Regions from separate parts of the Homo sapiens genome. Here region 2 is linked to region 1. The links are chromatin loops, found by intact Hi-C in ENCODE. Cell type or tissue: HepG2. All regions are shown on one strand. Links, peaks and the distances in the headings refer to the core of each region. The heading gives the core; the rest is flanking DNA.

The links. Peaks named below come from ENCODE experiments on the same cell type or tissue, not always from the same donor. Only the 100,000 strongest peaks of a DNase experiment are listed, where the experiment ranks them.
Region 2: it touches region 1 in a loop (2.8-fold over the local background); 7 of 110 quality-filtered maps call a loop at or near these places.

Annotation. Positions count from the first base shown.
Region 1 is chr2:227,236,147-227,241,531 of GRCh38, reverse strand. It overlaps COL4A3 (collagen type IV alpha 3 chain), which reads right to left. Exons shown (of 52, transcript NM_000091.5): 2 at 3,508-3,564; 3 at 1,300-1,389. It overlaps MFF-DT (MFF divergent transcript), which reads left to right. Exons shown (of 14, transcript NR_102371.1): 10 at 3,358-3,446. Among named protein-coding and RNA genes, the nearest start is that of COL4A3, 74 kb to the right of the region's middle. In HepG2, for the core only: a CTCF peak has its summit at 3,080 (motif pointing right); a DNase peak (open chromatin) is centred at 3,081.
Region 2 is chr2:227,309,510-227,314,894 of GRCh38, reverse strand. It overlaps COL4A3 (collagen type IV alpha 3 chain), which reads right to left. Exons shown (of 52, transcript NM_000091.5): 51 at 3,947-4,119; 52 at 103-3,109. The coding sequence ends at 3,025. The region is part of intron 1 of MFF-DT (MFF divergent transcript); the gene reads left to right. Among named protein-coding and RNA genes, the nearest start is that of MFF-DT, 13 kb to the left of the region's middle. In HepG2, for the core only: no CTCF peak of the experiment used is centred there; DNase peaks (open chromatin) are centred at 1,384, 2,104, 2,844 and 3,904; H3K4me3 peaks cover 1,788 bases.

The sequences.
Region 1 (5,385 bases), core at 215-5,214:
TGGCTAATTTTTGTATTTTTGGTAGAAACTGGGTCTCCTTATGTTGCCCAGGTTGACCTCAAACTCGTGGGCTCAAGTGATCCTCCTGCCTCAGCCTCCCAGAGCAATGGGATTACAGGCATGAGCCACTGTGTCTGGCCTCTAATACATATTCTAATATATTATGAAATTTGTAAAAGACCTGTATAGATCAATTATAATCATTTTTCATAGCTTATTAGTTGGTTTATAGCTTGCTGGAGGTCAGTAGTCAGGGGAATGAATGTGTGGGTGCGTGAGAAGCCAGGCTTAAGTCTAGCTAATGTCCACAGCAGGAAAGAGTACTCAGCAAATCCAGTGGTTATTCAGTTATTTAGTAAATCCTCTATGGTATTTATTTAAACAAAGCCCTTTGCTGTATCACAGACTTTAGGATAAGAATGTGTGATGAGTGTGAAGGGTCATAGACTCGGGATGTTTAAGGGACCAGAAGGAAAAGAGAAACCCACAAAGGAAGGGAAGGATAGAGAGACAGGAGAAATACAGAAAGAAAGACAGACAAGTGTTTCAAGGAGAGGAGAGCGATCCACACAATTTGAAACTAAGCAGAGGGGTTCAGGTCAGATTAAGACACAAAAGTATGTATTGGCATTGGCCACTTGAAGGTCATTGGTGATCTTTGCTGGAGTGTTTTCAGAGGAGAGGTGGTAGAAGGCAAATTATTGCTAAGGACTGAATAGTAGATGAACTACAGGCAGCATGTTTGACTATTCTTTTAAGAAGTTTGACAGAGAAAGGAAAGTCAGGGAGAAGATAGCAATCCTTTGGTCACAAGACCTAAAAGATGGAGAGGAAGTTTTGTATTATCATGGAAAATATTTGCATGTTTAAGAACTGAAAGAGAAAAGCCAATAACAAAAGAAAAGTTGGAATGTCCGGAGAGAGGGGAGGCACCTCGTGGAACAAGGAATCCCAAAGATGGGGCACAGGTGGTTGGACAGGTCTTGAATAGAAGCAAAAAGAGCTCTGAGTTTTCACTGTAGGAGGAATAGAGGTAGGAACAGATGCAGATGTAGACACTGTAGGTTAGGGAGGGAGATGAACTGGAGCCACAGACTTGAAGCTAATGATGATCATTTGCAATAGTCTTGGAGCAGGTTGCGGTTCTATGTGGCCCACTAATACCGGAAACCAGGAGTTCACCATGCACCTAGCAGTTGGCTAAGATGTGGAATTCTCTCCAGGTTTGCAGCAGCCAGGGGGTAGGCAGGAAGAGGGTTAGGTGGGTTGGGGATTTTCCAAGCTTGCAGGATGACATACCTTGGGTCCCTGCGGTCCAGGCAAGCCTTCAGGACCTGTGAATCCTTTCTGGCCAGGAGAACCGGGGGGTCCAGGAAAGCCCTTCTCCCCCTGTTAAAACCAAAACGAGGTGAGAAACACACAGAGCAGCAACTATCCCACAATAAACACACCAATAACCATTATGTTCTCTTGTTTATGACTTCATGGTGACTCTTTGCATGTTTTTTCCTTGGATTAAAAAAATCATAATTAGCACTCAGGAGTGACTACATAGGCAACCAGAAAGCTACCAGTTGTTAGTATTTGTCTATAGGCTTGAAAGTGGTGGCTCTTGGTCTTGTAGAAACTTGACTTTCTCCCAAATGGTAGGGCTATGTAGAGCAGAGCTTAAGGGAGACGGAATAAAAAATGAAAGGGAAAGCCCAGGTAGAAGCATCAAGGTTAGTGGAGTGTTTGTTGTGGGATGGAGAGACAGTGAGGGTCAGGTGCAAGAAGGTGCCTGGGGAGTGTGCATAATTACTATGTAGCTTGAAAGAACGCCACCAGGCAGGTTATGAGTCTGAGCCCTTTCTTTAATACACAGGAGTTAGTAATTTAATCTGTTATTTGTGTAGGAGATGCAGGAAAGGTAGCAAGGGTGGCATAACCAAAAAGGTGTGAGCTCAGTAATGTTCTAGAAGGAGTCAGATAATATTAGGGGAAAGTACCTAGTAAAAGTGAGTGAAAGTACTTTAAGCCCAAGGCTTGACACAGTTCTACCAACAAATAATTTTTCCATGGATTTGTATCTTGGAATTACGTTTGTCCCTCAGTGTCGGTGGGGGATTGGTTCCAGGACCTTCCCCCCACACGAAAACCTGTGGATTCTTAAGTCCCTTATACAAAATGGCATCGTATTTGCATATAACCTAGAACATCCTTCCATATACCTTAAATCTCTAGGTGACTTATAATACCTAATACAATGCAAATGCTTTGCAAATGGTTGTTATACTGCATTTTTTTATTTGTATTATCTTTAATTGTTGTATTATTTTTTATTATATCCCCCCCTCCCCGAAGTATTTTCAGTATGCCATTGGTTGATTCTGAGGATTCAGAAACCGTGGATAAGGAGGGCCGACTGTACTCTTCAACAGTAAAGGCCACCGGCTGATTTGGTTAATTGGGTCAATTTAGTTACACAATTGGCAAATTAAAACAAAAAAGAACAAGTCAGCTATTTTACATTGTGTGTGTGCACACACACTCAACAAGAAGAGAAATAAAAGAATGTGCTAGACCCCTCTCGCTACTCAGTTACTTTTATACACCCTACAGTAGCATCTTGCAAATAATAGAAACTCAATAAATGCTTCTTGAATGCAAGGAGAATCACAGAGAAAGTGCTTCTCAATGGGAACCTGAATTAGAATACATTCACAGATTCAAGAAAAAACCTAAATCCAACTACATGTGAATTATGAAATAATTTAAAATAAGTATAATTATTATAATTAGCATACACATTATATAGAAATTAGTTTAGATAAAGAGCTTAAATATGTTCTTAAAATATTTTAAAATAGTCATCCTTCAATGTTGTTAAACAATTAATTAGTGTCTCTGAGGAAAGGGTTTGGTAAACAAAGAAAAAAACTTTAGTTCTGCCTCTATCTTAATTATCACAAATTGCAAGTTAATGGAGCGAATTAATGAGATTTCACGGCATTCCTTTTTTTCTTGAATTCTGCAATGGAGCTACTTCCCTCTGCTAAGTTTTGCCTCAACCAGTGTGCTGCTGTGGGATTTCTCCACCAGGGGGCGAACTTGAACCAATGCTGCAGGACAAAAATCTGTGAATTTCAATGTTTATTTTCTGTCAAAGTGAATGAATCAAATCGTTTTCAGTTCTTCTCTTGTGTTTAGCAACATTGTAAATAGTGTATACATATGGAGACTTGTCATAAACTTTCTTTTTCTTTTTCTCATTTGCTACTTATTCTTTACAGACCGAGAGAGTTGTAATTTAATTGCCATTGTATATACAAGGTATCTGAAGCTTCCTAGATGACTTTTTTCTTTTTTTTTTTTTAGGTTAATGTTTATATACAATTACTTTAACATTGGATTTGGGAAATGGAACAACATACTGCGGATCTTTCTGCTACCGATGAAAGAAGAAGGTTGAGTTTTACCTTCTAGAGCTTTACAGTGTAAACAAGCAGTATTAGGGTTTGTTTTTACCTTCTCCCCTTTGGCCCCGTCACAGAAGCACTGGCCTTTGTCTTTACAGACACAACCCTAGGAAGAGGGAAAGAGAAAGGGTTTTGTTTAGAAACAGCTGAATAAATCCCAACCGGCAGGGTAAAAGCAAATGCATTTCTCTGTTCTTCGAGTATTGGACACTATCTGTTAGGAGCCAGGTGACCTTGTAGCAATATATCAATAGAAATATATCAATATATGAATAGCAATAAAGTAGAAAACTGAGAACATGTTGCATAAGGGAGAAATGTCGGATAAGAATACATCATTTGTATTGTACTTGGGAATTTTAAGTGTTAAAGTAATGGCCGTTTTTGCCATTACTTTTAATTACCTTTGTACCAACCTAATAATTTATATATGGAAACGACAAAGCTATCCTTTTTTTCAGGATAATATCTAATTGAATCATAAGAAATTGCTGCTGTCATAGTTAAAAAGTGGTCAAATACTGGCAAATTCTTAGGTTCTACATAATGTTCATATATGTGTATGTGTATATATGTATAATGTATACATGTATATGTACCTTTTATGTAGAACACAATGTATTTGGTTAGTGCCATTACTTGGACAATTTTTTTGCCATTACTTTCAATGGCAAAAGCCACAATAACTTTTGCACCAACCTTATATATATTTGTGTAGATTAATATGCAATATATTCCATAGGTGATATTAAGGTTTTCTTTGACTTAAATAATGTTTAAGACTGGGAAGAGGATCAATACCCATTACACATCTTTAAAGAGAACAAACTAACTCATTAATGCTAGTATCAGAATGTTCTTTCTTTTTTTATTCTCAAATATTTTGAACAACAGAATGTTCTTTCTTATAAAACCAAAACCAAAACAAAAAATTCAGCTGTGAGTTAGACATACCTTATCCTACCTAACTAGTCACTGTGACACACTTACCCCCCAGCCCTCACACCTATGCACATTCCAGCTCCAATGGACATCAAATTTTTAAAACTTTTCTCTGCCAGCAGAGGAACAAATAAAGAAATAGTTTCAAATAATAGACTTAAAATGTGTTTTGGCTGGGCACAGTGGCTCATGCCTGTCATCCCAGCACTTTGGGAGGCCGAGGCAGGCAGGTCACTTGAGGTCAGGAGTTTGAGACCAACCTGGCCAACCTGATGAAACCCCATCTCAACTAAAAAATATAAAAATCAGCTGGGTGTGGTGGTGGGCTCCTGTAATTCCAGCTACTCCAGAGGCTGAGGCAGGAGAATGGCTTGAACCCAGGAGGTGGAGGTTGCAGTGAGCTGAGATCATGCCACTGCACTCCAGCCAGGGTGACAGAGTGAGACTCTGTCTCAAAAAAAGAAAAAATGTGTTTTGACATATATGCTGCATATTATATGGTTACATATTAATCCTTTGCTTTATTATTTTTTCTTCAGGTTAATATTAACTGAAAATTAATTTGCTTTCTCCAGAAAATATGTTGATGGCAGAGGCCAGGCAAATCTAGGAGATATACTGGATGGTTAGTAGGGAAAATAAAAAAAGAAATGCTAGATATTCCTAAGGTGGAGAATTCTACTTATGCAACCAAAACAAAAAAACCCACACAAACAAGAGTATCTTTAACTGAATATCTTTCCTTAGTCTTGGGCAGTAGGCCTTGCTGTCATTCCAGGAAGGGAGCACACAGTAATTTTGAGGCATTCATCATTTGACACTCATCATGTTCATATACACTGCAGTTTATAGGAATGGAAAGTAACTACTGGGTATCTACCCAGAGGAAAATAAGTCATTATACGAAAAATACACTTGCACACTCATATTTATAACAGGACTATTCGCAATTGCAAAAATCTGGAACCAGCCCAGATGCCCATCA
Region 2 (5,385 bases), core at 207-5,206, 73 kb before region 1:
CTTCTTCATAACTTCTGTATTGTCTATTCTTTTTACAGTGAACATCTGTTATTCTTACAATCCAAAAAAAATTTATTTCCATTTTGAAAAAAAAGGACCAGCTCCAATTTAACAAATGTTTATTCTTAGGCAATATAATAAAATAATATTTTAGATATAATTACAGAAATATTAGTACATTAAAATATTATAATCTTGTCAGGATATAACAATATAAAATATTCAATATATTTTAAATATATTTCATTTGGTTATAGAGTAAATATTAAATTAAGTTTAGTCGCAGTAAGTTACATTTGATACATAGAGAATCTTTGTAAGTTAGCCATCAAGTTCAAATGTAAGCATTTTAATACTTTCATAAATAAGTTACTTAATAATGTTTATCTTGCTGAAAGACTTCTGAGAAATCTGTTATTTTAGCACGCTGTGAAATTCCAAAGTTGAAGCCCCAATTTTAAAGAAACAGTTTACATTTTATCTGTAATATTAAATCTTCATAATTGTATAAGCTACTCATAAGCTAAGTTATCTGGAAAATAATGCACATGAGCTATAATTTACTGCTAAGTAAAGTCTTAGAAGTGCAACTGAACAGCTGTTCATATGGCTTCATTGGAATTTCAGGTTTTAGCATCACTTGTCTTCCTCAGAAGTTAAATACTGGTAAGAGGGCATGAGAAGATGGAGGCCTGAGTGGAGGCCAGTGGTTTGACATTAGCACCAGTCTAGGGCTTTTACTTATGAGTAAAAGTAGATAACCTTAGAGTCACCTGTGAGTTTGAACTTTAAAAAGAGGCACGGATGGAGCAGTTGTAGCCAGCCGTACTTGGTAACTGCCTGCGGAGTTGTTGCTTGGGTATTTGTCTAGAACAGGTTTTCTCAGTATTTAGAGTACATCAGAATCATGTGGTGGGCTTGGTAAAACATAGATATTTCGGGCCCTCCCCCAAGAGTTTCTGATTGTGTAGGTCTGGAGTGGTCCCTAGAATCTGCATCTGTGACAAGTTCCCAGATGATGCTGATACTGCTCTTCCAGAGACCACACTTTGAGAACTACTGGCCTACAGAGGGTTTGTAGAGATTAGCTAGCTCTATATGCCGCTATAGTACACTTGGGACAATAAGACATTTTTAAAGCAGAAAAATTTGTTTGTTAAGTGAATCTAAATAAGTGAAATGCTGCACATCTTAGTTTAGATGTAAAAATGGCTTGACAGCAAACACGTGAGCAGTGAAGGATGTAAACCATGTGAGCCATGGCCATAGTCTGTGCTGTCCTCTGGGTCATGTTTTTCACTTACAAAGCAATTGAGATTGAAGCAGTAGCCTGAATTTAAATATCAGCACCACCAACTCCACCTAGGTAGATCAAAAAGCATCTTCAAAGCTTTGTCTCTTTGTGTCTGGACTCTAAGACTCATCAAATAGTGTTATCATCAAGTATAACACTAGTTTAATGTTTTGTAGATGTTGGTTTTTCTGCTATTATTCAGACCTTATCTTCTCTTAGCTTTTCTAAGAGAAACTAGAAGCCCTGAGTTTCCCTAGGCATAGACCTTATTTTTAACCTTTACTTGGGCCTGCTGAATTATCATGATGAAATATAACAGCAGTGAAAAGGAAGAAAAAACTAGAGGGGAGGGAAGCTACTTGTATATGTGAGATTATTAACAGAGCAATGAGTTACTTTTTCTGGGATATTAGATCAGAAACAAGTCTTTTTTTTCTCTTAGCATCTCTGTAGGTTAGTACAGTGCCTGGGACATGCTTGGTGCTGAATAAGATGATAGTTAAGTTGAATTAAGTAACCTTGGGAATGTATCAACACATTGAAAAGCAGGTTTTAAGACATACAGCGGCCAAGTTATACAGTTTGATACATTAAGATTTTTAAACAATGGACTCTTTCAGTATGGTTTGTAAGAACAACATATAACATAAAAAGTGTTGCTTTTTTTTTTTTTTACAAAGGAAGAATTAGAGAAGTAACAAAGGAATAAATCTGTAAAACCTAGAGTGATGACATATTCAGAGCAATGAGAAAATAGATTCCGAGTCTGATAAACCAACAAATGCCTTAAGTTCTTTCATGGATTATTGAACTGCTCCCTTACATAAGGTATGCACCGACATTTATGGAATGAGGATAAAGTGCACATTTCATAAGTAGTATTCTTGTTATTTGTGTGGGTATGCTGGTAAAACAGAAGTTAAAGTTATACATATTTCATAGTATGTATATAACAATATCATTTTAAAACTAATTCACTAAGGGGGAAAATTTTATATGCTTGGAATACAAGCAGATTTTAGAGCTACAGTGAAATGAATTCAATAAACAAACAAAAATCTTTAAAAACCAACAAAACAAAACAAAACCATACAGTATTTCCAAGGGTATTATGGTTCCATCAGGGAATCCCCCTTTTGCCGTTAGTAATGGGCATGTTTGAAACAGTCCTGGAAAATCCATGAACCTCAGTTCAGTTCTGTGTTCCATCAGGCCTTACGGTCCTCAGCAGGTCTGAAAATCCAGTTCTATACACAATGCTCCAGGATACCACATGCCCCCTTCTCTTCCCCTACCCAGGGTCTGAAGTTTCAGGAAGGGTTGGCGGGGCAATCAAACACTGATTTAGCCTCCCTGAGTCTTAAAGACAGAAAGAAGACAAATGTGGGAATCCAGCGGGCCAAATATTTCATAACTTGCAGCATTCAAACTTCATACAATCACCGTAGTGACAGTGCCTTGGATGTAAGTGGAATAGGTTTTTGGTGATATTTTGTGAATAGTTGCTGCTTTGCCACAGAGAACTTTGAAACAGCACAGATTAGAGACCCAGATCACAGAACTGACTTGAAAGAATTGCTTTGTTTTGTGGGGAAACAAATTGAAACTTTGTACTAAGTCATCATGGAGCAATATTGTTTGGTTAAAGAAAAATACCTAAATAACAGCATGTTCTGTCATTACTTTGTTCTTTAGGATGAAAAATAGCAGTTCTGCTGTCTTTTTTAGCTTCAGTGTCTTTTCTTCATGCACACCTGACAGCGACTTATTATTTTTTCTAATTCCCCAGCTTTCACAGTTGATGGAATAGGCTTTCTGAAATAAAAACAAACCAAAAAAATTCATTTATTTATGCATAAAAGGGAATTTTTGCTGAGTTTGTTTTATTAATGAATATTTTTGCTATTTTGAAATTTATTACAGGGTCGGGCGTGGTGGCTCACGCCTGTAATCCCAGCAATTTGGGAGGCTGAGGTGGGAGGATAAATTGAGGTCAGGAGTTTCAGACCAGCGGCCAACATGGTGAAACCCAATCTCTACTAAAAATACAAAAATGAGATGGGTGTCGTGGCATACGCCTGTAATCCCAGCTACTCGGGAGGCTGAGGCAGGAGAATCACTTAAACCTGGGAAGTGGAGGTTCTAGTGAGCCCAGGTCGCGCCACTGCACTCCAGCCTGGGCAACAGAGCGAGACTCCATCTCAAGAAAAAAAAAAAAAAGGAGAGAAATTTATTATATTAATGGACTATTTCTCTTTATGGAAGAAGTATATTTCTGAAAAGGTATATATGGTGGCATTTTATAATTTTAGTCATATTTCAGCAGCATTAAAGAAACATAGGCCTTGATGAAAACTTATAGATCATCTTTTTGGTAATAAAAACTACTCCCACCCTTTAAATTATCCACATTATTCACAAGTCTTTCAATACAGTAAATTCAGATGAGAGATCGTTTTGTGATTGTATCAAGTAATTTACTATAAATTCATATACAAATATTAAATGTGTTTAGTGATGACAAAACCCATATTTTGTCTTTATTGGCACAGTAGTACAAAATCATGGCTACTCGTTGACCCAAGAACACAGGCAACCTTTGAATAGTTCTGCAATTGAGTCATCAGATTAAGCTTGATGGTGAATAGTTACCTGAACATTCTTTCTGGGTTTAATGAAGCCAGCCAGAAACTGTAGGAATTTGAATAGTAGTTGCACGTTCCTCTTCCATGACATTCTAGAAATGGGCTGGCTCGGAATTCTTCCAGGCAGGAGCCAGGGGAGGCCAGTGCTTGCCCGGTGCCCTCAGAACCTGCACTTGTGAACTACCACAATTTTAAAAATCTGAATAAACACTCTGTCCATTGGGGTTCAAATTTTCAATTCTCTACTTTTTTTTTTGAATGAATGGGCAACTGTGAGTAAAGAAAGGGGAGGAATGATCATGAGCGATGCTACAGATTAGAAATAACCACCTATGTGGCCAGGCGCAGTGACTCACACCTGTAATCCCAGCTCGCTCTTTGGGAGGCCTAGGTGGGCAGATCACTTGAGGTCAGGAGTTTGAGGCCAGCCTGGCCAACATAGTGAAATCATGTCTGTACTAAAAATACAAAAAGTAGCCGGCATGGTGGCATGTGCCTGTAGTCCAAGCTACTCAGGAGGCTGAGGCAAGAGAATTGCTTGAACCCTGGAGGCAGAGATTGCAGTGAGCCAGAAGGCAGAGATTGTAGTGAGCCAGGAGGTGGAGATTGCAGTGAGCCAAGATTGCACCACTGCACTCCAGCCTGGGCGACAGAGGGAGATTCTGTCTCAAGAGACAAAGAAAAAGAAAAAAGAAAGAACCACCTGCGTGCAGCTATGACAGTCATCACAGTCACACATGGCCAATCCATAAACTTCTTCACTAGCATTTACATCTGAAAGCTTTTTCTTTAAAAGACTATTTTTCTTTGCTTTTATCTCCATATGAATGTCAAAAGGGGCACAGATTTTGGAGCAGATAGACCTGGGTTCAGATCCTAGCTTTTCCACTAAATAGTTGTAAGACCCTGGGGAAAGTACTTCATTCTTATTTGTAAAACTGTAAATGATAGAAATTACCTATGAGCGTTTTCATAAAAATTACAGAGAATGTATGTAAAGCAGTTATCTTATAAAAAATAGGCATTCCAGGCTGGGTGCAGTGACTCATGCCTGTAATCCCAGCACTTTGGGAGGCTGAGTTGGGCAGATCACTGGAGGTCAGGAGTTTGAGACCAGCCTGGGCAATATGGTGAAACCCAGTCTCTACTAAAAAAACAAAACAAACAAAAAACCAAAAATACAAAAATTAGCTGGGCATGGTAGCACAGACCTGCAATCTCAGCTACTCAGCAGGCCGAGGCAGGAGAATCACTTGAACCTGGGAGGCGGAGGTTGCAGTGAGCCAAAATCACTCCACTGCACTCCAGCCTGGGTGACAGAGCGAGAATCTGTCTCAAAAGATAAAAAAAATAATAAAAAGAGACATTCCATTATCAATAAAACGCAGCTACTATTCACCTAAATTTCATAATAGAATTTGTAGGTAATCTCCTCCTGAGAAGTCT